Regions from separate parts of the Mus musculus genome. Here region 2 is linked to region 1. A link is a loop called in an ENCODE intact Hi-C map of the cell type or tissue named here. Cell type or tissue: left cerebral cortex. All regions are shown on one strand. Each heading gives the region's core, and the rest is flanking DNA. Links, peaks and the distances in the headings are about the cores only.

Evidence for each region. A loop is a pair of places that touch in the nucleus more often than their neighbours do. Peaks named below come from ENCODE experiments on the same cell type or tissue, not always from the same donor. Only the 100,000 strongest peaks of a DNase experiment are listed, where the experiment ranks them.
Region 2: a loop joins it to region 1, with 9 times the contacts of the local background. A loop is called at or near these places in 1 of 42 quality-filtered maps.

Annotation. Positions count from the first base shown.
Region 1 is chr3:108,585,358-108,595,820 of GRCm38, reverse strand. Wdr47 (WD repeat domain 47) reads right to left here and starts at 4,543. Exons shown (of 15, transcript NM_181400.3): 1 at 4,224-4,543. In left cerebral cortex, for the core only: CTCF peaks have their summits at 4,428 and 4,631; DNase peaks (open chromatin) are centred at 3,602, 4,510 and 5,261; H3K4me3 peaks cover 2,445 bases; H3K27ac peaks cover 1,633 bases.
Region 2 is chr3:108,531,996-108,542,458 of GRCm38, reverse strand. It overlaps Elapor1 (endosome-lysosome associated apoptosis and autophagy regulator 1), which reads left to right and starts at 5,918. Exons shown (of 22, transcript NM_001346518.1): 1 at 5,918-6,163. The coding sequence starts at 6,011. 1700013F07Rik (RIKEN cDNA 1700013F07 gene) reads right to left here and starts at 4,875. Exons shown (of 5, transcript NM_029314.1): 1 at 4,760-4,875. The coding sequence starts at 4,840. In left cerebral cortex, for the core only: a CTCF peak has its summit at 5,007; DNase peaks (open chromatin) are centred at 5,001, 5,435, 5,758 and 6,343; H3K4me3 peaks cover 2,445 bases; H3K27ac peaks cover 2,018 bases.

The DNA.
Region 1 (10,463 bases), core at 1,914-6,913:
GTTATAAAAAAATGAAGAAGTATCTAAAAAATTAAATATAAAATATCAAGGAAGTTCAGGAAGCAGTGAAGTTTCCTGTTAAAAATATGGGTAAAGGGTTGGAGAGATGGCTCAGTGGTTAAGAGCACTGACTGCTCTTCCAGAGGTCCTGAGTTCAATTCCAAGCAACCACATGGTGGCTCACAACCATCTGTAATGGGATCTGATGCCTCCTTCTGGTGTCTCTGAAAACAGCTACAGTGTACTCGTCATATATATATATATAGAAAATAAATAAATAAATTCTTTTTAAAAAATGTGTGTAAAAATTTATTCTTCTTTCTAAATTTTGTATTTTATTTATAATATGTATGAGTGTTTTCCCTGCCTGTATATCTGTGCATCACCTAGGTGCCTGGTGCATACAGAAGTAAGAAGAGGGTGTTATGTTAGATCCCCTGGACTAGATTCACAGATAGTTATAAGCCACCACATGAGTGTTGGGACTTGAACTCAGGTCCTCTGGAAGAGTAGCCAGTGCTCTTAGCCAAGGAGCCATCTCTTCAGCTCCAGATTATTAGTCTTTGACTCTACAAGGAAAAAGTGAAAAGGTACTAACATTCATTTACATTGGGTCCTAGCTGGATCCTTCCATCCATCATCTATATAGTTCCCATGCCCCTGTGATCATCCTTTTATAGGTGATTACTTATGCTCAGAGGTGTGAAATCTGCCCGTAGAGAAAATAAGTTCAAGCCCAGAATGAAATGAGTTAATCAGTCTATCTAAACCAGTGCTTCTCAACCTTCCTAATGCTGGGACCCCTTAATACAGTTCTTCATGTTGTGGTGACCCCCAATCACAAAATTATTTTCATTGCTACTTTGTAACTGTAATTTTTCTACTGTTATGAATAATAATGTAAATATCTGATATGTAAGGTATCTGACATTCATCACTGTGAAGGGATAGTTCAACAAAATGGGTAGAAACGCATAGGTTGAGAGCCACTGATGTAAACTAAAATTCTTCACCATTTCCAATACAATACTCTAACTTTTTACAGGGCTTAAAACAAGAGGGAGGGCTGGAGAGATGGCTCAGTGGTTAAGAGCACTGACTACTCTTCCGAAGATCCTGAGTTCAAATCCCAGCAAACACATGGTGGCTCACAACCATCCGTAATGAGATCTGATGCCCTCTTCTGGTGTGTCTGAAGACAGCTACAGTGTACTTACATTTAATAATAAATAAATCTTTGGGCCAGAGCGAGCAGGGCCAAAGTGAGCAGGGCCGGAGCGAGCGGGGCTGGAGCGAACAGAGGTCCTGAATAAAATTCTCAGCAACCGCATGACGGCTCACAACCATCAGTACAGTTACAGTATACTCATATACATAAAATAAAATAAAATAAATAAATCTTAAAAAATAAACAAACAAGAGGGAATAAGGTGGACAGTGATGGCACACACCTTTAGTCCCAACACTCCTTGGGAGGCAGAGGCAGGCAGATGTTGTATGTTGGAAGCCAGCCTGCTCTATGGAGAGGTCCAGGGCATACAAATAAAAAAACATAAAACCAAGAGGGGAAGTTAGAATTTAAGTAACGGTGAACCTTTTTAAAATTGGAACTGTAAAAATGAAAAAGGCCGTTTTTCCTGTGCTATGTGAGGATTTTCCATTCATTAATTAAGAATGCCTAAAACAAAGCTTCTTAAACTTTTGCACTTAGGACAGAAAAAAACTAAACACAGCTTAGAATTCACTTAGCTTCAGTCAAGTCCAACAGGAAGTCTATTTTGAAATCTCTAAATGTTATCTTAGAAATTAATGTTAATATTGCCTTCTCTTTGTGTCATCTTTGATTTGTATGAATTTATCCAATTCTTCAAATGAAATTAAGGACTATTTCATGTGTCATTTACACACCTACAGATCTTTTTCTTGAATACTGAAGCTTATTCAACAGAACTTTATTTCTGTTGTTCTGGGAATCAAGCTAGACAGTACTCAGCCACTGAACTACAGACCCAGCCTGAATTAGTGTCAATACCTCAATTTGAAAAACTTAGGTCAGAGGGGATAAAGTTATGTTTGCATTAGTCATGAACCTGTGACCTGCAGTGAGGATTATCTAGTGCCAAATATAACTCCTCAGTTATTAGCAGTAGCCTTATTTGCAAGAAAGTATCACTAACTCATATACAAAAGCAAAACCCTCCTTCCCCACATCACCACAACTGAAGCAAACCCTCTACTGAGAATGAGGAAACGCCTCCATTTTTCTCATAAGCCTTTTAAGGCCACTGTAATAAAAAAGGTCTTGAATCTAGAAATGTTAAAAAGATTACACAGAAAATGATAATACTCCCTCTCAGTGTTCCCCTCTGGTAAAAGGTAGTCAACAGATTCCTTAATATTTTCCAAAGCACTTGCAACTGAACTGATTTATTCAACATCACAGTCCACTCTCAGACTAAAACAACACCAGGCATTATCCCTATTTCACAGAATAAGAAAACAAGGTCAATGGTAGGATAAATATCTCTTCCAAGACTGTAATTACAGAAGCAAAGAGAAGCTTCCATCCAGGCAATCTGATTTTCAGGCAACTGACCTACCAAGGAAAATTGGACATTTTTCTTATTTTGACATATTTCTTATTTGCTTTTCAAACTGTAGCATATACTAAACAAGTCATACGGTGTCCATTCAATAACAAACTATTTGACAAACAGAAAGAAACTGCACAATTATGTAACTGCAAACACTGATTAGCACTCTTGCTCTCTTATGATACATTCCTACTACTGATTTTCACAAAAAAAAAAAAAAACCTAGAAAAGTGGCAAGGTGGGAAATAAGTTAAATCTCTCTCTCTCTCTCTCTCTCTCTCTCTCTCACACACACACACACACACACACACACTCAGTAATGGCAGCCCAATTCAAGTTCATGATCTGGTTGTTTGCCTTACATATACTGTTATGGATTATTTCCTTGTCTTTCCCATTTACGTGTTACTTTGTTGTTGGAAGCAATGTTCCTCCCCCTCCTCCAAACCTTAATGCACAATGATTCGTTATATCTCCCACCTAAATAAGACCTCCAGAATGTGCCATATAAAGAAAATTCGACTGCTAGGCGTTTCTCCTTTCTAGTAAAATGCTAACATAACATATGCCAACACTTGAGACCCCCCCCCAAAAAAAAGAAGTGGTATTATCTGTGAAAAAGATTTACAGCCCTTTTAAACCTGTATGTTAATTCCTGTGCCATTAACTTTTTATAGCATTCTATGAACTCTCTACAACAAAGGGGGGAAACTAAGTGTCAGGATTTCAACCGATGAATCTGGGTGGAACAAAGACTTCTCCTCTCATTATGCAGTGAGAACCAAGTTGCCAAAAAAAAAAAAAAAAAAAAAAAGCTCCCCTCAGACGACACCCTTCGTAGTTACTAGCTGCATGTCTGGATGTACAGGGGGGAAATCATCAGGTCAAATACTGCCGCTGCCTACTTGGTTCCTACCCCTTTGCCAAAGGCGTCGTCCCAGAGCTAGAGCCCCAATCTTTTTCTCCCCAATACAGCTAAGCAGCTTAACCCTCTGAGTTCCATAACCTCCGGTGTCTTACGCAGGCGTCCCCGGGAACAAATCACGTTCGAAATTCAGTCGATGCCCCTGTCCCCACCCTCCCAGACCCCACAGGACTGCTCCTAACAGCCACTGGCCTGGCGTCAGAAAGGGCAAACCCGGATCCCCCACAAACCCTCAACCCCGCCACTCCCTACCCATTCGCCGGCCAAGGCGAGCAGGGAAAGGGACCAGCGCGCAGCCCTCAGTCTCGCCCCAGCCCAATAGAGGGGCGAGGCAGATGCAGCCCAGTCAGCCCTCCTCGCGCCCCTCAGCAGCGGCGAGGTGGATACTCCATACCAGGGCGAGGGGCATCGCCCAGCCGCCCGAATCAGACTGGCAAGTAGGGGAAGGTGTGGTCCAGCAGTGGCGGCCTGGATAGATTGCCTGGCGGGTCCCAGGTCCTGTCCCCGAGACACCCGGGCCTCGCCCGCATCCCATCTTCTCGCAGTCGCCACCAAAGCCTACCCAAGACACTCCTCCCGGCTGCGAACGCCGCCCAAGGGGCTGTGGGGTCTGCGCCGCATCAGGCTAGTGACAGGTGGCGACGGGTGACCATGGCAACCCACGGTGCACGGCGGCCCGCCCCCGCCTCCTGGAATCCGCTCACCTGAGAGCTCCGGGCGGAGCCGGCAGAAGCGGTGGAGGAAAACGCGGAGGAGAGGCCGGCGGCCAGAGCCCCGAGACAGCCAATTCCAGTCTAAGGCGCGAGCGCGAGGGCGGCGGTCTGGGCTAAGCAGCCCGCACGTCAATCCATCAGCTCGTCAGCCGGTCCTGCTCGCGTCCGCCCCGATCCCGCCTCCGACCGCTCCGCTCCGCGGACTGCGGTTGTCAAGCGCCGCTGGAACGGAGCTCCAGCCGCCAGCTGCAGCCAATCACTGCTCGTCCCTGGAGCCGCCTCAGGACCCCTCCTCGCGAGGCGGCTAGGCAGGTGCCTGAGCAGAAGAGTCGGCTGGGCCAGCCCAGGAGGGTAGGGCGGGGCCTAGAGGCGGGGCCTAACACGGGGGCGGGCAGAATCTAAGACTGACGCCTGGAGGCTCCTGGCCCTCGCCTTCTCTGCTCTTATGGTTTAGGAGATGACTGTAAGGAGAATGTAGGCCCAGAACCTTCGGGTGACGCTATGTTATGTCCCAAAATAGCGTGGACAGGTGTGGTAGTTTGAATGAGAATTGCCCCCATACTCATGCATTTGAATGCTTGTCCCCAGTTACTGGACTGACAGGAAAAGATAAGGATAGCAGTTCTCAACGTATGGGTCCCAACACCTCCTAGGAGGGTAACATATCATATAATTTCAATTCATAGCAGTAACCAACTGGTCTGAAGTAGCAACGAAAATAATTTTATGGCTGGGGGTGAGGAGGCCACCAAAAGATGAGCAACTGTATTAAAGAGTCGCAGCATTAGGAAGGTTGAGAACCACTGGATTAGGTGTGAACAAGTTGGAAGAGATGTCACTGAGGGTGGTCTTGGAGGTTTCAAGAGCCAGTCCTTTCTGGCTTTTTTTTTTTTTTGTAAGATTTATTTATTATATGTAAGTACACTGTAGCTGTCGCCAGACACCCCAGAAGAGGGCATCAGATCTCACTATGGATGGTTGTGAGCCACCATGTGGTTGTCAGGATTTGAACTCAGGACCTCCAAATAGAGCAGTCAGTGTTCTTAACCGCTGAGCCATCTCTCCAGTCCCAAGCCAGCCTTTTCTTCGTTTTATGTCTGGTGCTTGTGGATCACGTGTAAGCTGTTAGCAACTGCTCCAGCATCAGGCCTCCCTGTCTGCTGGCACATTCACTGCCAAGACCGTCATGAACTAACCCTCTGGAACCCTGAGCTAAAAATTAAATGCTGTCTTTTATAAGTTGCCTTGGTCGTGGTGTTTCATCACATCAATAAAAAAAGTAGCTAGGACAACCTGTCTGACACTTCCAAATGTCTTCTGTGCACTGGGTTTGACTCTTAATTCTACTCCAACGATTAACTAATAAAGCTTAAGTGAAATAAATACTCCTTCCTTGCCCTTTTCCGTACTCCATCTCCCTCCATGAAAACCATCCCCTTCCAGGCTCTCCATGTGTAAAGCTAATCCTATCTTGAAGCACTTAACAAGGCTGCTGTTTTGAACTGCCCTTTTATTTACAGTAGTAACCTCACTCCTACACATTTGTGTAGTAGTATTCCCCCAGATACGTACTGCTCAAGGAGCTGAACCTCCAGGAACCTTAGCATAAAGAATCCAGAACTCAGGAGGCAGAGGTAGACTTATGAGAGATTTACCTGGCCTGGTTTACATAATGAGTTCCAGCCAGCAAAGGCTGGGACCTCAAAAACAAACAGACAAAAAATCCAGTTCAAGATAAATGGCCAGGTGAGTCACAGCATTGTGTATGCACATAACATATCCAATAAATAAATACAATACTTTAAAGACCAAGTATGTTGGTGCATGCCTGTAATTCCAGCAGGATAAAGAGTATTGCAGATTGGAGGCCAGTCTGAGCCCAGCTACATAGTAAGAGTCTGTCTCAAAATAAGATGGGACTGCAGAGATGGGTCTGTGGTTAGTGCTTGCCATGCAGTCATGAAGAACAGGGTTTGGATCATCAGTAGTTATTCAAGGCTGGTGGCCACCTGTAAACCCGGAGCTTCAGAAGCAGAGATGGATCATGGGAGTGAGGGACACAAGCTGACTAACTGTCAAACTCTGTCAAGGAGAAACGTTGCCTTAATGAATAGGATGAAGAGTGATCAGAGTCAAGCACTATCAATTCTGGCTTCATACACATATACACATGCACAGAAGAGGGGGAGAAGAGGAAGGAGGAGGGAGAGGAGGAGGGAGAGGAGGAGAGGGAGGAGGAGGGAAACCCAAAAAGATAAGTCGTAGTTTAAAAGTTGTAGAGAGAACATTTTTAATTTCAGGGAGAAATTAAAATATCTGAACTTCAAAACATCAATTGCCCAGTTCACCTAAATCCTAGAAGAAAATCATATAGTATCTTAGTCACTATTCTATTGCTCTAAAGAGACCACCTGATGAAGGCAAGTGTTATAAGAAAAAGCTTCTAGGGATGGAGAGATGGCTCAGCAGTTAAGAGCACTGACTGCTCTTCCAGAGGTCCTGAGTTCAATTCCCAGCAACCACATGGTGGCTCACAACCATCTGTAATGAGATCTGATGCCTTCTTCTGGTGTGTCTAAAGACAGCTACAATGTACTTACATATAATAAATAAATAAATTAAGAGGAAAAAACCTTTTATCTGGGACTGGCTCACAGTTTCAGAGCTTCAGTCCATTATCAACATGACAAGAAGCAAGACAGCCTACAGGCAGATACTAGAGGAACAGCTGAAAACAGACATCCTGAATTTAGGCCAAGAGACTCTGGGCCTGGCATGGGCTTTTAAAATCTTAAACCCCACCCCCAGTGACACACTTCCTCCAACAAGGCAGCACCTCCTAACTCTTTGAATTCTTTCTAATAGTGTAACTCCCTGGTAACTAAGCATTCAAATATTTGAGCATAGGGGGCCATTCTCATTCAGACCACCACAAGCAGCTTGGCAGGAATGAAGACATTTGAAGGGAAATGTGGGCCCCTCCTTTCAGTTACCAGACTCTTGAGACTAGTCCCTAGGAAATTAGAATTTCACTGGGAATCTCACGCTGGGAAAGGCCTGGTGCCAGCCAGAGGAAGACCTTGTCTGGGGGGGTGGGGGGCGCCCCAGGAAGATTTCCAACAATGTTGACATCTGGTTACACTGCCAGAGGCAGAAATCCAGACCAAGAGGGCTTAGCCAATGCATGCTTCTGGCCCTCTGATTGAACCTAAACTCCATGAAGAGGGACTTGGAGGGTCACTGTTCTTCTTTGTTCTTCTTCCTAATGTGGTCACATTGAAGAAATCTTTCTCTGCCTTTTGCTATTGCTTTAATTGGCATATTGAAGAGCCAGTGACTGAACCTAGGTTACTAGGGCTGCCAGGATCTAGGCTCTGCCCCTAATAACTCTGGTAAGATTTATTATGAATCTTCTCAGTGTTTGGTTTTAGACCATGGGACAAGGGGCTGAGGTGTAAACTTTACTTGTCAAAGCAGACTGGCCTCCAGGTCCTCCCAGCATTCTTCAGTCCCTACCAGGCATACCCTGCCCCCAATCCTGAACTTGCCAGCCCAGGGGCTGGGCTGCCCTTCCTCCAGAGGCTCTTCCCTATATAAGACAGACATTTTGATCTCTTTCATGCTCTCCCTCTCCCTACCCTCTCTGCACATGGCCTCACTCTTTCTCTCTTTCTCGTCCTCATTCCCTTTCTCCCTCCTCCTGGCAATAAACCTGCCTTTATATATTTTAATCTGACTTTTCTTCTGACAAGCAGGGCCTCCTTCCCCCTCACCAGTTTGAACTGGTCAGATATGTTCAAGGACAGTCCTGAACACATTCATGAAGCGGTGGGTCTGTTAGCTCCCCTTTATTTGTCTCAATAGACCAAACCAGTCTCAGGGCAAGGGAAAAGTCCCTGCCCCATACCACTGTAAATACATGTTTACCTGAAGCTGGCTAACTCAAAATTAGGGGAAGGGGACCTGTCTCAGGCCACCAAAAGCACTTAAAACTCCCAGTCCTTCCCTGGAAAAACAGACTTCAGATCCTGATGGCCCCCTCTGCTCTGTGGGGAGTCTTTCTCTGTACTTGTGGCCTGTGTTTCACTTGTAATAGCTTGTTGCATGCTATGTCTGAGATTTTTTTTTCCTGCCTTTTATTTCTTTAGTTGGCTGAGAAAAACAAACATGATCAAGACCCCCACAGACAAAACTCTTAAAACCTTACTCCTTATTTCCTGCCCTAATTCCTTGTATCAACCCCAAATTTTAACTTAAAGAAAATGAACCTTTTCAGGCAATGGTGGGGCACACCTTTAATCCCAGCCATGGGAAGGCAGAAGCAAGAGGAGTTTGAGGCCAGCCTGGAGTTCCAGGACAGCCAGGGAGGGCTTCATACAGAAACCCCATCTTAAAGAAAAAACAGAAAGAAAATGAACCTTATTGTGATGAGTTGTGGAGGATTTGAGGTTGTGTGTTTATGTTCTCCATACCTTTGCCAGCAGTTCAGCATACATCTGAATTTTCAGTAAAACTCAGACTGTTAGAAGCAAATACACACTCTTCATACTTCTGGGAAAAGGAGGTACCAGAAAGAAAAGGACCAGACTGGAATAAGACAGCTGGTCTACCTTACCATTGTATGTTGGTAATGCAATGACTATTTGTATATTTGCTTCCTAATGTAACATCAGGTCTTACCACACAACCTTAATATCTGTAAGGCTAAGGTATCGCTTTTCAATACTCAGCCTCAGGGCTAAGATTAGATCTTCTTGCCTTTCACTCTCCTAGCTGCATAGCAATGAACTGTTCAGAAGACAAAGCTTTCTTAGATGGACTGTCCTTAGATCCTGAGGTGCTGCCTCAGTCATTCACTAAACATCTACTGAATGCCTACTGTGATTCAGGAACTAGGTCAGGCATCGCTTGAAAGCACAGGTTCTAACACGACAAAATGACTCATGGTGCCTTATGACTTAAATGCCTACAGGCTTAGGTGGGTACCTTTGAATATGATTCTCAAATCTCACTTCTAAAAAGGTGAATAGAAGCTTTTGGTTTTCCCCAGATGTCACAAAGGAATCCGAGCACAAACCTAAACTAGGACATTTTAATCCAAGGTATTCAGAGAGAGAGAGAGAGTTCCGTGGAAATAAGAGGGCTTATTTTAAAAGAGCCGCTCTTATGAAAACTTAAGCACACCAGAAGTTTTCTGCTTCAGGGTCAGCAGCATCCTAGCCTTGGCTTCTCCTTCAACAGATTCAAGGATTAAATCCAGGACCATGTGAGGTGGCCCATATCTGTATTCCCAACTAACAAGAGGCATGAAGATCAGAAATTCAAGGCCAGCCTCTTCTACATAGGAAGTTCCTGGAGAGCCTGGGCTACATGAGACCCTGTCATAATTCTTTCCCTTCCACTCCAACCTCCCCCAACCAACCAACCCAAAAACAAATGCACATGGATCTAGCCAAGGCTCCTTGACAAAAGCTTAGATTATACATGTATGGTTAAACCTAGTTTAAAAAAATACACCATTGTTTCAAATAAGGACATTTATATTTATATTAAGTAATTATATGAACATTAATAAAAATTTTGTAAAAAAGAAAAATCAATATTCTAGGGTCAGTAAGCTGGCTCTTCAGTTTAAGGCACTTGCCACCAAGCCTGATGGCCTAACTTTGAACTCAGGGACCCACTAGGTGGAAGAAAAGACCCAACTCGCATAAGTTGTCTTCTGATCTTCACATGAGTGCTACGGCACATGCATGCACATAGGCAAACATACACAAAATAAGTAAGTGTGATAAAAAAAATAAGGAATGAGCTTGAAGCTACTTAGTAGAACTTTCCATAAAGTCTGGATAGATACTGTATGCTATATGTTGTATTTATTGTTTTTTTTTTTTTTTTAAATCAGTGCTATCAAATACCTAACAAAAGCAACTTGGAAAGAGAACACACAGTTCCTAATTATGGTGGGAAAGAAGGACCTCTAAACTCAATATTTAAATAAATTATATATTCTAAGTCACATTAAAGAGATAAGCAGAGCTGCATGGATAACTCTTGCTAATGACTCTTGCATAACTCTTGTAACACATCAAGCTAAATGGACCATCTGAGGGCATTCCCCAGGCCCTACCCCTCTGCACTGCTCAGATCTGGTGAGCTACTTTTCCCATGTCTACATTAACGTTGCCCTAGCTGATGCTTGGCTGCATATCCCTATAATTTCCCTCATTG
Region 2 (10,463 bases), core at 2,161-7,160, 54 kb after region 1:
TTCCCAGACACCTTGCTGACGCAGTATGGCTCATGTGCTTCATCCCGTTGTATGGAGAGGCACAGTAGCAGGGGCGACGACTCCCTGAGCTCTCTGAGTGAGAAATCATTGAAGTGGGCCTTGGAAACAAGAAACCGGTGGGTCGGGAACCTGGAAATAAAGAAGGGGGCTCAGGGAGCCGGGCATGACGATGATATGGTCATGTTTATAAGTCCCAAGTTTGGATTTCTAATGAACAGAAAACCGGAAGTGTATGGCTTGCTGGAGCACTGGAAACAAATAAGATAAAGCAAGTTGTCCACATGCAGTAGTAGTTGAGGTGTGCAGAAGAGGAACTCAACTAAAAGGCTCTATTTTCACTAGGGCAGGAAGAGTCCCATGAGAGGCGAAGGGGAACAAAGAATGTGTGTTGTCTAGGTGAGAAAAAGATTATTCAAGGAAGAATAACTCACGGAGGAAAGGAACATCATAAAAGAAGTCATCAGACACTCAGTTCTATAAACACCACAGACATTGTGAGAAAAAATTTGATTTTTCTTGTATATAGAAAATGAATATTTTCACCACTGCATGTGTCCTCAGTAGCAAGGACAATGACCTAACACAGGTACTTAAAAACTAGGGCCTGATCAAACCAGTGGCCGAACTCTACCAATAGCCTACTATCTAGCCTCCTCTCCCATCACATAGCAAACTGCTGTATGATTAACTCAGATAAATCTTAGTTGAACAGCAGGATCAGACAAGAATGTAAAATATGTATACGTGATGCAAATACAGATTCAGCTACTGCCTTTGCTCTGCTGTGTCTCCAAGTGGCTCTGCCACACTCTACAAAAGCTATACAGGGCTCAACATCTTCTCTATTGGCACAAGGAGATGGCCTTTCACTAAGGCCAGGTGGTGGTGGTGCATGCCTTTGGCAGACAGAGGCAGAGGAGGCAGAGGCAGAGGCAGAGGCAGAGGCAGAGGCAGAGGCAGAGGCAGAGGCAGAGGCAGAGGCAGAGGCAGAGGCAGAGGCAGAGGCAGAGGCAGAGGCAGAGGCAGAGGCAGAGGCAGAGGCAGGCAGATCTCTGAATTAGAAGGCACCCTGGTCTACATAGCAAGTTCCAGGACAACCAGGGCTACATAGAGAAACCCTGTCCTCAAAATCAGAACCAAACAACAACAATAAAAATGAAAGGCTGAATATAAGTATAAATGAGAGGAGGCAGAAGCAGGTGGATCTCTGTGAGTTTGAGGATAGCCTGGTCTACAGACAAGTTCTAGGTCTGTCGGGGCTACACAGAGAAACCCTGTCCAAAACAAACAAACAAAAACAAACAGAAAAAAAATCCAACTATCAACACTGATGCCAATCTGCAGACTCTCTCTCCTTTGATCAAGAGGAGAAGTCTCTTTACTCAGGAGGAAGTTTCTCTAGACCCAGCCCTTCCCAGTCCTTTCCATATGTACTGTTCCCCACCCCCTCCTCTGACCCCACCCTCTGTACCATCTGACCTATGGTGCTGTATCTACCACCCTGTCACCTTCTCCACAGAAACACCCTTCTTCAAGGGTCAACAATTACTAACTCCCCTTCCTCCCCATTCCTGTCTCCAACCCTTTATGTTCTTGCCTCTCCTCCAGTGTCCATTGAAACTGGTTATTGACCTATGACCTCTGTGGCTTCTAGAAGGATCTTTCCAGCCCTCATCTTTTTTTTTTCTTTTTCTTTTTCTTTTTCTTTTTCTTTTTTTTTTTTTTTTTTTTTTGGTTCCTGAGACACTTCTGGCACCGTAACTCTGAAACCCCACCAATACTTCTCCATCCTGTAGGCCAACTCCATCCGGTTTAACTCCGGTCTCTGGCTGTTACACTTTCCTTCTCTGCTCAGGCTTCTCAAGAGAGTATCTTTTTGTTTGTTTTATTTTTTTTAACTATTTTTATTTTATGTGCATTGGTGCATGCATGTCTGTGTGAGGACGTCAGAGCCAGGAGTTACAGACACTTATGAGCTACCAAGTGGGTGCTGGGAATTGAACTCAAGACCTCTGAAAGACCAGTCAATGCTCTTAACCACTAAGCCATCTATCTCTCCAGTCCCTCATGTCTTACTCTTATATTCACAGGGCAGGCGGCTTTTCTACTACACTTTTAAACAGCACATAAGCCGTGTAGCTCCTAGACATACATTTTCAACCCTACCTTCTCAAGCCTGCATAACACACAATCATTTAAAGATTTCAGAGGCACCACACAAGCACCTACATAATTGATGTCAACATCTTTCTGTTCAAACCTGCTTCCTTAAGATGCTCCATTTCAGTAATGGTGTTAATTGAACCCCCGGAAATCCAGGAGTCTATCTTGTATTTATCCATTTCCTTATACCCATGTGGAGTCAGGCATCAAATCCCACTGCCTGGTCCTTTGCATCCTTCTCAAACTCGCATCTTATCACCTGTCACTGATGTCGGTTACTCTTCTGTTCATCACCTGCCCACCGGTTGACTACTGCACCTGCTTCCCAATGACCACTGCACTTGCCTCCCAGCAGGTGCCCTTCTGTCTCGCTCCCAGCCTAGCCAGTCCACTGCTCCATGTGATTTCTTCCCTTTTCTTTTTCAAGCCAGAAGAGCCTCTATTTATTGGTCACCAATTCTGTAATAGGAGTCTCTGAACATTGACAAATGTAATCTTTTAATATTAGCACACACTAACTATACAAAACAGGCTTCATCGTGATAGCACAGAGAACTCCGACCATATTTCCCCGCCCCCCAACCCTGTTATCCTCTCTCATTCCTCTTCCAATTAGTCCCCTTTCTACGTTCATGTCTCATTCCCACTTGCTTTGTTAGGGGTCAAACTCAGGCTAGGCAAGTTCAACCCCTTAGATACTGTCTCACATCCTTAAATATAAGAGTAGATTTTACATATGCCACATCTGCCTTTCTGAATCTGCCTCATCTGTCTTATTATGTTGCATCCAACTCCTGGAAAATATAACTGTCCTTTATGACTAAATGATACTTGGTTGTTTATGTCTCTCACATATAGCCATTCATGTGGGCAGATACCTAGGCTATTTTTTTTTAAATTGGGGACTGTGATTATCAGAGCCATAGTAAATACCTACATGTGTAGGCATCCTTCTGCTAACTCAATTCCTTTGGGTATCCAGGACTTCCACAGCAAGCTATCTTGAGACTCTAATTTCTCTTTCACTGCAGCTACATGCAGCTATTCATAGTTGTCAAGGATATAATCAAAGTACGTGTCTAGCAGCAGTGACTTATTTACAATTAACTCAATGGAGCTGAGCATATGATACTCGTAAGACCAATCCCATAAATGTTAACAGCATCCTCTCTTGATCAAGTTTATCCACATAGGCCACCAGTTTTGGTTTTTGAGACAGTGTCTCATATAATTTAGACTAGTCTCGACCTTGCTATGTAGTCAAGCCTGTAGGCCCTCGATTTGGCTTATACTTATACACTGAACACACATTTACTGAAAGACATGTCACAGCTGTGTGTGATTTCTAACACTCTGTGACACTCTAGTACTTGAAGTCTCGTGATTCCCAACAGCTCTGTGATGGCTCCTAGCCCACTAACACAATGCTCACAGCATTCAGCCACCGAGGTCGTCTCTAGCACCAGTCTGAGTGTCGCTGTTTCGCACTGACATTCGACTTTTCTGGAGTTAGCAGTTCTCCAGGATGCTCTGTCTCTCCTTCGAATGTATCTGCACCTACTGCTTCCTATCCCCAGTAGCTGATATTTCTTTCCTTCTTTCTAACTTCACACACACAAACACACACACGCACACCTTTTTCACGTGTCTCAGGTAACTCAACAGATGTCACTCACTTTCTTTTAGAAACCCCTCCTTTATGCCCCTATTCTTGGGCACTCTACCTATGACTCCACCACAGTGCATGTGCCTCTGAGGGAAGTGCATTTTGGTTTTTGTTATGTCTGTGGGTTTGGTTGTTTGTTTGTAAACAGATTCTCATAGCTCAGGCAGGCTGAGAGTTCCTGGTCGTCCCCTTCACCCACCAAATATGAGGATCAGTTGTGCTACCCACTAAGTGACTGATGCAGGGGCTGGCCTGTCTTCCTTACTAAGCTAACCGGACAGTAACTATATCTAAATTGAGGCTATGTTTTCTCAGTGTTTCCCAGCATGCCTGGCACATAAGCCGCAAATATTGAAGAAAAGGAAATTCTTTGGTGTTGTTATCAAGCTCAAATTACCACTTAATTCGCTTTATTGTGCATCTCTTCAAATATCCCAAATACTCAGACTAGGAAAAAGATGGTGTATATTTCCACTGAACATAACTAAACACACACACGTATACAAATGTGTTCTTGCATCAGCCAGAGGCCAGAGGTACCATGAAGACTTGCTTGAAGTATGACCTGGTGTCTTTCAGAGATTTTCTTCCATTCTACCTCTCATCTGTCTTTGGAGTACACATGCCAAGCCAAGACAAAAGGGTAGCTTGGTGGAACCCTGACTATTATTATATTTCCCCATCATTTATATTCCCCATCACTGCTTTGACAGACCTTGTTCTACATTAGAGCTCAGTTCCCTTCCCTCTGCTCAAAACCACTTCCAAAACGTTATCAGACGCAAATAGCGGACCTAGGAGACAGGCAGAAAACAGATTTCTTTGATACTTGGTGATCTCATCAGAGTTAGGTTACCAAGAATTTCCTGCAGGCCCCACTGGGAATTTGCTGAGGAAACCTCAATGTACCTTAGAAGCCCACAGATTTCCCAAATGTTTGTCTTCGTCGCGTAAGGCAGGGTTCGAGAAAGTTTCCTGAGGCTGAAGCATGTTTAAAGGCCCAGAGACGCACGCTTACTCCCTGGAGACTAGTGCAGCCTCAGCACGACCTGGTTCGCAGAGGATCCCGGGTCCCAATTGTTTGGAACGCCCAATTTTTAGTTGCTAGGCAGCTATCCCTCCAGTTATGACAGATGTATTCTGATGCGCCACCTGGCGGTTCAACTAAGAAGGCTCCTTGAGAGGAGGCTGCTGTGAATGGAGGGAAGGCGACCTGGATACGCACTCTGGAGCCTCTGTTGGAAAACGCTGGCTTCCCAAGGCATGGGATTTCTGCGAAAGCTGACGAAAGAAACACTAAAAGATGACCCAAATGTTTCCTTCTCGCTTTCACCTAAAAGAGAGCTTCCCCATTTTCAAATCAACGAGAGTAAGAGAATGTCAATATATATATATATATATATATATATATATATATATATATATATATATATATATATATATATATATCTCAAAGATCTCACGTGTCCTACTTGCAAAACTGTCGATTAGGTCACACTCCTTGCTGTTTAACTATGCAGACGTCATGGTTGCTCACTGAGACGGCTGTAAAAACGTGGATGGATTTGGTGGGGAGGAAGGATGGAACTAGTTTTTGCAGTTAGTGCTGGGGCCACTCTAGGAGACCATCCCTGGAAGATAACGAAGACGCCTGTCTTCCCCTAATCGTTTTACATGCCATGTTTACAAAATAAGATATGCTTAGAAATAGCCCCCTGCCCGGAAGAGTAATAGGTGCGAAATGAGCTGCTGCAGATGTTTTGGAGGGTTTCTCTACTGCGTGCTTTACGTAAGCCTGTTCGGTTAGTTGCAAACCCTGGCTCGTGCACTCCCACGCCGCGCGCCAGCGGTGGCGGCTGCCATGGAGACCGGCAGGTGAGCCGCACAGGCGCGCGTGGTCCCTGCCCCACCCGCGCTGAGCGAAGAGGATGCGGTTGTCAAGGCGACATGGATAGGAGGAGGAGAGGACCGAGGGAGGAAGAAGGATGGGCTGCCTTGGCGTAGCCGCAGGGAGGTGACTGAAGCGAGTCCAGCCCCTTGCATCCTCCCCCTGTGTACCTCCCTCCTCTTTTTTTTTTTTTTTTTTTTTTTCCTCCTCTGCCAGCATAAGCAGCCACCGCAGCACCTGAGCCGCTACTGCCGCTGGCTCAGGACAGCGCTATGGCAGAGCCTGGTCACAACCCCCATCCTTCTGCCAGAGACGGAGGAAAAACTGAAAGGCGCACACCCCGGCTTCTGTGGCTGTTGCTTTGGGCTGGGACCACCTTCCAGGTGACCCTGGGAACCGGACCCGAGCTTCACGCCTGCAAAGAGGTACTGTCCACTCCACCCCCTTGACCTGATCTCACTTTGGGAAAAAAAAAAAAAAAAAAAAAAAAGAGCTAAAAAGCCTAGATCCAGATAGAGACCTTGGAGATCCAGTCACAGTTTCAGGGGCCATAGAGTTCAATTTTTTTCTAGGGATGAGTAGGAGCTGGAGCGAGGGAAGCAGGCTGGTGTCGTCATGGGGGAGGCCAGCCCATCGGAGGACTCCTAAAATAGATCACCCTCAGGAGCTCTCAGCAGCTCTGGCTCAGGGAGTAAGGTCCGAAAGAGTGACAGTTCTCAGAAAGAAAGAGAAAGAAGACAGTAGCTGCTTCCCAGATGGGTGAAATTACCTAGAGAGTGATTGGAAACATCGAGAGACCAAACAGAAAGAGGAAAGGAGGGAACTGGGATAAAAGTAAAGTTAAGGACTGGTAGTAGACTGGGGTCAGAAGCCCTTGGGTCTGAGGGTGGGAAGCTCGGGAGACCAGCCGTAGGATCCTACCTAGTAAGTGCCCTCTGTGTTAACATCCAGTTGCTCGCAGCTGCTGGCTGAGGCCCTCCTGGAACGCTTTGCCTGTTCCCTTGCACACTTTGGTTAGTGTTTAGCACATGTCCCACCTTCTCTAGATTTTGAATTCTACAACATATCCCCCCCCACTCTTTCCTTTGAACTTATGTTAGCATATGCCACAAGTCCTTTTCAAGGTGTCTCTAAAATGTTAACAACATAATTCACAAAAGAGGTAGTGAATGTCTTCTAACAACCACAACAACAAAAATGATTTTGAAAATTGGTTTTTGGGGGGACATATGACAAGACAATAGGAATACCAAAGTTAAATAGTTTTGGTATTAGTGAAATAACGATATTTGGTTTGTGCTGTAAGTGACTTAAAAACATATGGTAGAGACAACATTGAAATATTTACAAAAAGTATATTGGGGAAGGCAGAATAAAATTTATGCAGAATGTGAGAGATTTGAAAACATGTCAAAAGTCTAGCACTGTAGGGGAGATGCTAAATATCAAACCTAGCTAAGGTTTTGAGGGGTTAAAATAGTCCTTTAAGTCACCAGTGTTAATTAACAATGCCAGTGCAGTCCCATAAATACAATTATGGAGGGTCCTAACCACTAGCCTATCTACAACATAGCAAATCACAAAAGAAGCAAGTGGGATTCATTAATATTTGAGTGGCCCATAGGTACTGGACTTGGTGTTGCATCCCTTTAATCGCCAGCACTTAGGAGGCAGAGGCAGGTGGGTCTTTGTGAGTTTGAGGCCAGCTTAATCTACAAATCGGGTTCTAGGACATAGCATGTTCCACAAAGGGAGGAAAAAATGGCTCTGGCTCAGGGGTGAAGAGAACTTGCTGCCTTTGTAGAAAATCTGAACTCAGTTCTCAGAAGGCATATGACAGCTCACAGCCATCTGTAATTCCAGTTTCAGGGGATTTGACGCTCTCTCTTGGTCTCTGAGGGCACTGCAGGCGTGCAGTACACATTCATGCACACAGGCAAGCATTCATATACACAAAATTTTAAAAAAATTAAAAATGAAGTGACCCCATGGCTGGGACCTAGCTACAAGGACTATTTGAACCCCTCAGCACCTCAACTACATTTGACCCTTGGCTTTCCTCCTGCAGTGCTAGACTTTTGTTTTCAAACCTCCCACATTTTGCAGAGTTAACAAAGTGCTCCCTTCGCATGCATGAAGCCCTGGGTTTGATTCCTCAGTACTGAGTAAACCAGATAGAGTGGCCTTTGTCTGTAATCTTAGCACTTGGGAGGTGGGGGCAGCAGGACCAGAAATCCAAGGTCATTCGAAGCTCCATAGTGAGAGACAGGCCTCACAGAATCATCCTCTGACCTTCATGTGCACACTGTGGGATGTGTGTGCCCATATCCATATACATAGTATGAACACACAGAAAAAAATAAAAATAAAAACCCTGCAATCACTGGAAAATGGCCCCAGTCAGCGGGCCTTTTAGAACTTTTGCTAGGCCCAATAATACCCTGGCTGTGACCATAACCAACTACATTTTTACCGAGCCACTTCACGATAGATTTTAAAGATGACCGTGAACAGGATGATCTTCCCAGTGACCTTGGTTCACTGGCCTTGGTGGCCTGTGGCCTAGTTGTCTTGCCTAAGTGTTAAACACTGTCATTTCCTTTGTAGAAGATAAGAATTCTACCATACAACTGCCGCCTGTCATTAGATCTTTGTCCACTGTGACATATAAGACATTGAATTGAAGGCCTTGGACACCGTTCTGGTTAAGAGGGAGGGAAGAATATTAACATAAGAATTCTATGTTGTGTGCATATTCTGTCTTTAGACTTATTTAAACCACAAACATTTGCTTACGAGTAAGTGAGTCGAAGGCAGTGGAAAGGTGTTCAACACTCCACAGTTTGGGGAGCTGTGGAATGGGCATTCTGCTAACGACAACCCCAGGGATGCCTGTCCTGAAGATGGAAAGATAAAAATGGACCTCAAATACAAAATAGAGTTACTTCACCCCTACTTCTTGGCTCAGCCTCTTTAGCTAGGCCCACACCCCTTGCCATGTTGAAATAGCTTTGGAGGCATGCTCGTTGGCCAGGGGCATCAGCAAGCTCTGTTTACACTCTCCTGAGCAAACAGCCTCTGAACACCCTTGACTCCTAAATAATAAGGAAGAGAATGAGTGCAGTATTACAAAGTTCTTCATTAAGCAATACGAGCTGATCCAGCAAGTTTGGGGGTTTCCAATTCTTAAACGGTGAAAATCTAGTCCGAGGGAGACTGTCTCTTCTCAGTTCTTGATTTTCCTATGGATTTCTCGGGAGCCTATGTAGGGTATCAATGCCAGGGCCTCTTATCAAACTAAGGCTGCTCCTAGTGATAGCACTGCTGCCATGGACTATTTATAAAGGCTGAGCCCTCCGACCGGATTGAAGCAGGAAGAAGGGAGACTTGGCTGGAGGTTTTATTGAGGTGGCAGAGCACAGGGAGAGGAAACTGCTGGAGGTGTGCCAGGGCTTGGCACTCCTGTCTCAGGTTTACAATAATCAGGGTCACCCAGTGGAACTAAACATCCTGGATGCTGTTTGTCCACATGAGTCACTCCTTTGGTGCTGTGCTGGCCCCAGCTAATTGCCGACTGAAACCCAAACAGTTTTTTGTTTTTGTTTTTGTTTTTTTTAACATAGTGCAACAAATCCAAATAAAAGGAGAGGAGCAGAAAACTGGCTCTGGTATGGTCTGCCCTGTCCTGAGGCTGCTGTGCTAATAGCCCCAGAGGGACTTCCCAATCCATACTGAAAGGCCCAGGGGGCCCTAGGAATCTGGCAGACACAGATTGGAATACGATTTGTTGAGTGAGTGATAACTCTTGCCATTTAGTAAGGAATCAAGATCATTAACTTCTGACAGCCTCCGACTTCTGTCCTATAAAATGGAGGGAGTCCTGCCTATCTCGAAGGGCTGCTGTGAGGACTGAGTTAAAACAGACAGCACGGTCAAGTTCCTCGTACATATTCTCAGTGTATGGTAAGAGCTTAAGAAACACTGGCCGCAAAACAAATCATACACACAAATAATAACATATAAACTTTGACCTAAGGTTAACGTGTGTGGTCAGCAGGGTGAGGCAGGTGAGCAGAGAGAAAGAAAGAAAGAAAGAAAGAAAGAAAGAAAGAAAGAAAGAAAGAAAGAAAGAAAGAAAGAAAGAAAGAGGGAGGGAGGGAGGGAGGGAAAAGAAAGAAAGAAAGAAAGAAAGAAAGAAAGAAAGAAAGAAAGAAAGAAAGAAAGAAAGAAAGGGAGGGAGGGAGGGGAAAGAAAGAAAGAAAGAAAGAAAGAAAGAAAGAAAGAAAGAAAGAAAGAAAGAAAGAAGGAAGGAAGGAAACCAGAACCACTGCTACTTGGAGTAATCATTGCGCTCACTAGGCAGACATGGTGGAAGGAAGGCAGGATGCTTTCTAGATAGAGGGAGGAGCCGGAGGAAGGTTGAACAGATGGAAAAAACAGAGTCAGGGAGTTGCAAGTAGACCAGTTGGCTGAGTCCTGAAGTGGGGTGAGGATAGTAGGAAACAAAGTCAGAATGTCAGAAGTCAAGTAAAGATCCATGAAGGCTTTCTGGTCAGGACCACATCCTGCTCAGGGGGGTATTCGCATGGGCATGGTTGATGGTTAGTTAGGGCTATATCTCGGTTGCTAGAGTATTTGCCTAGCATTCAAGGAGCCCTTTGTTTGAGCCCCAACATTATATAAACCAGGCATAGTGAGTTATACACTGCTCTAATTAATTTTGAA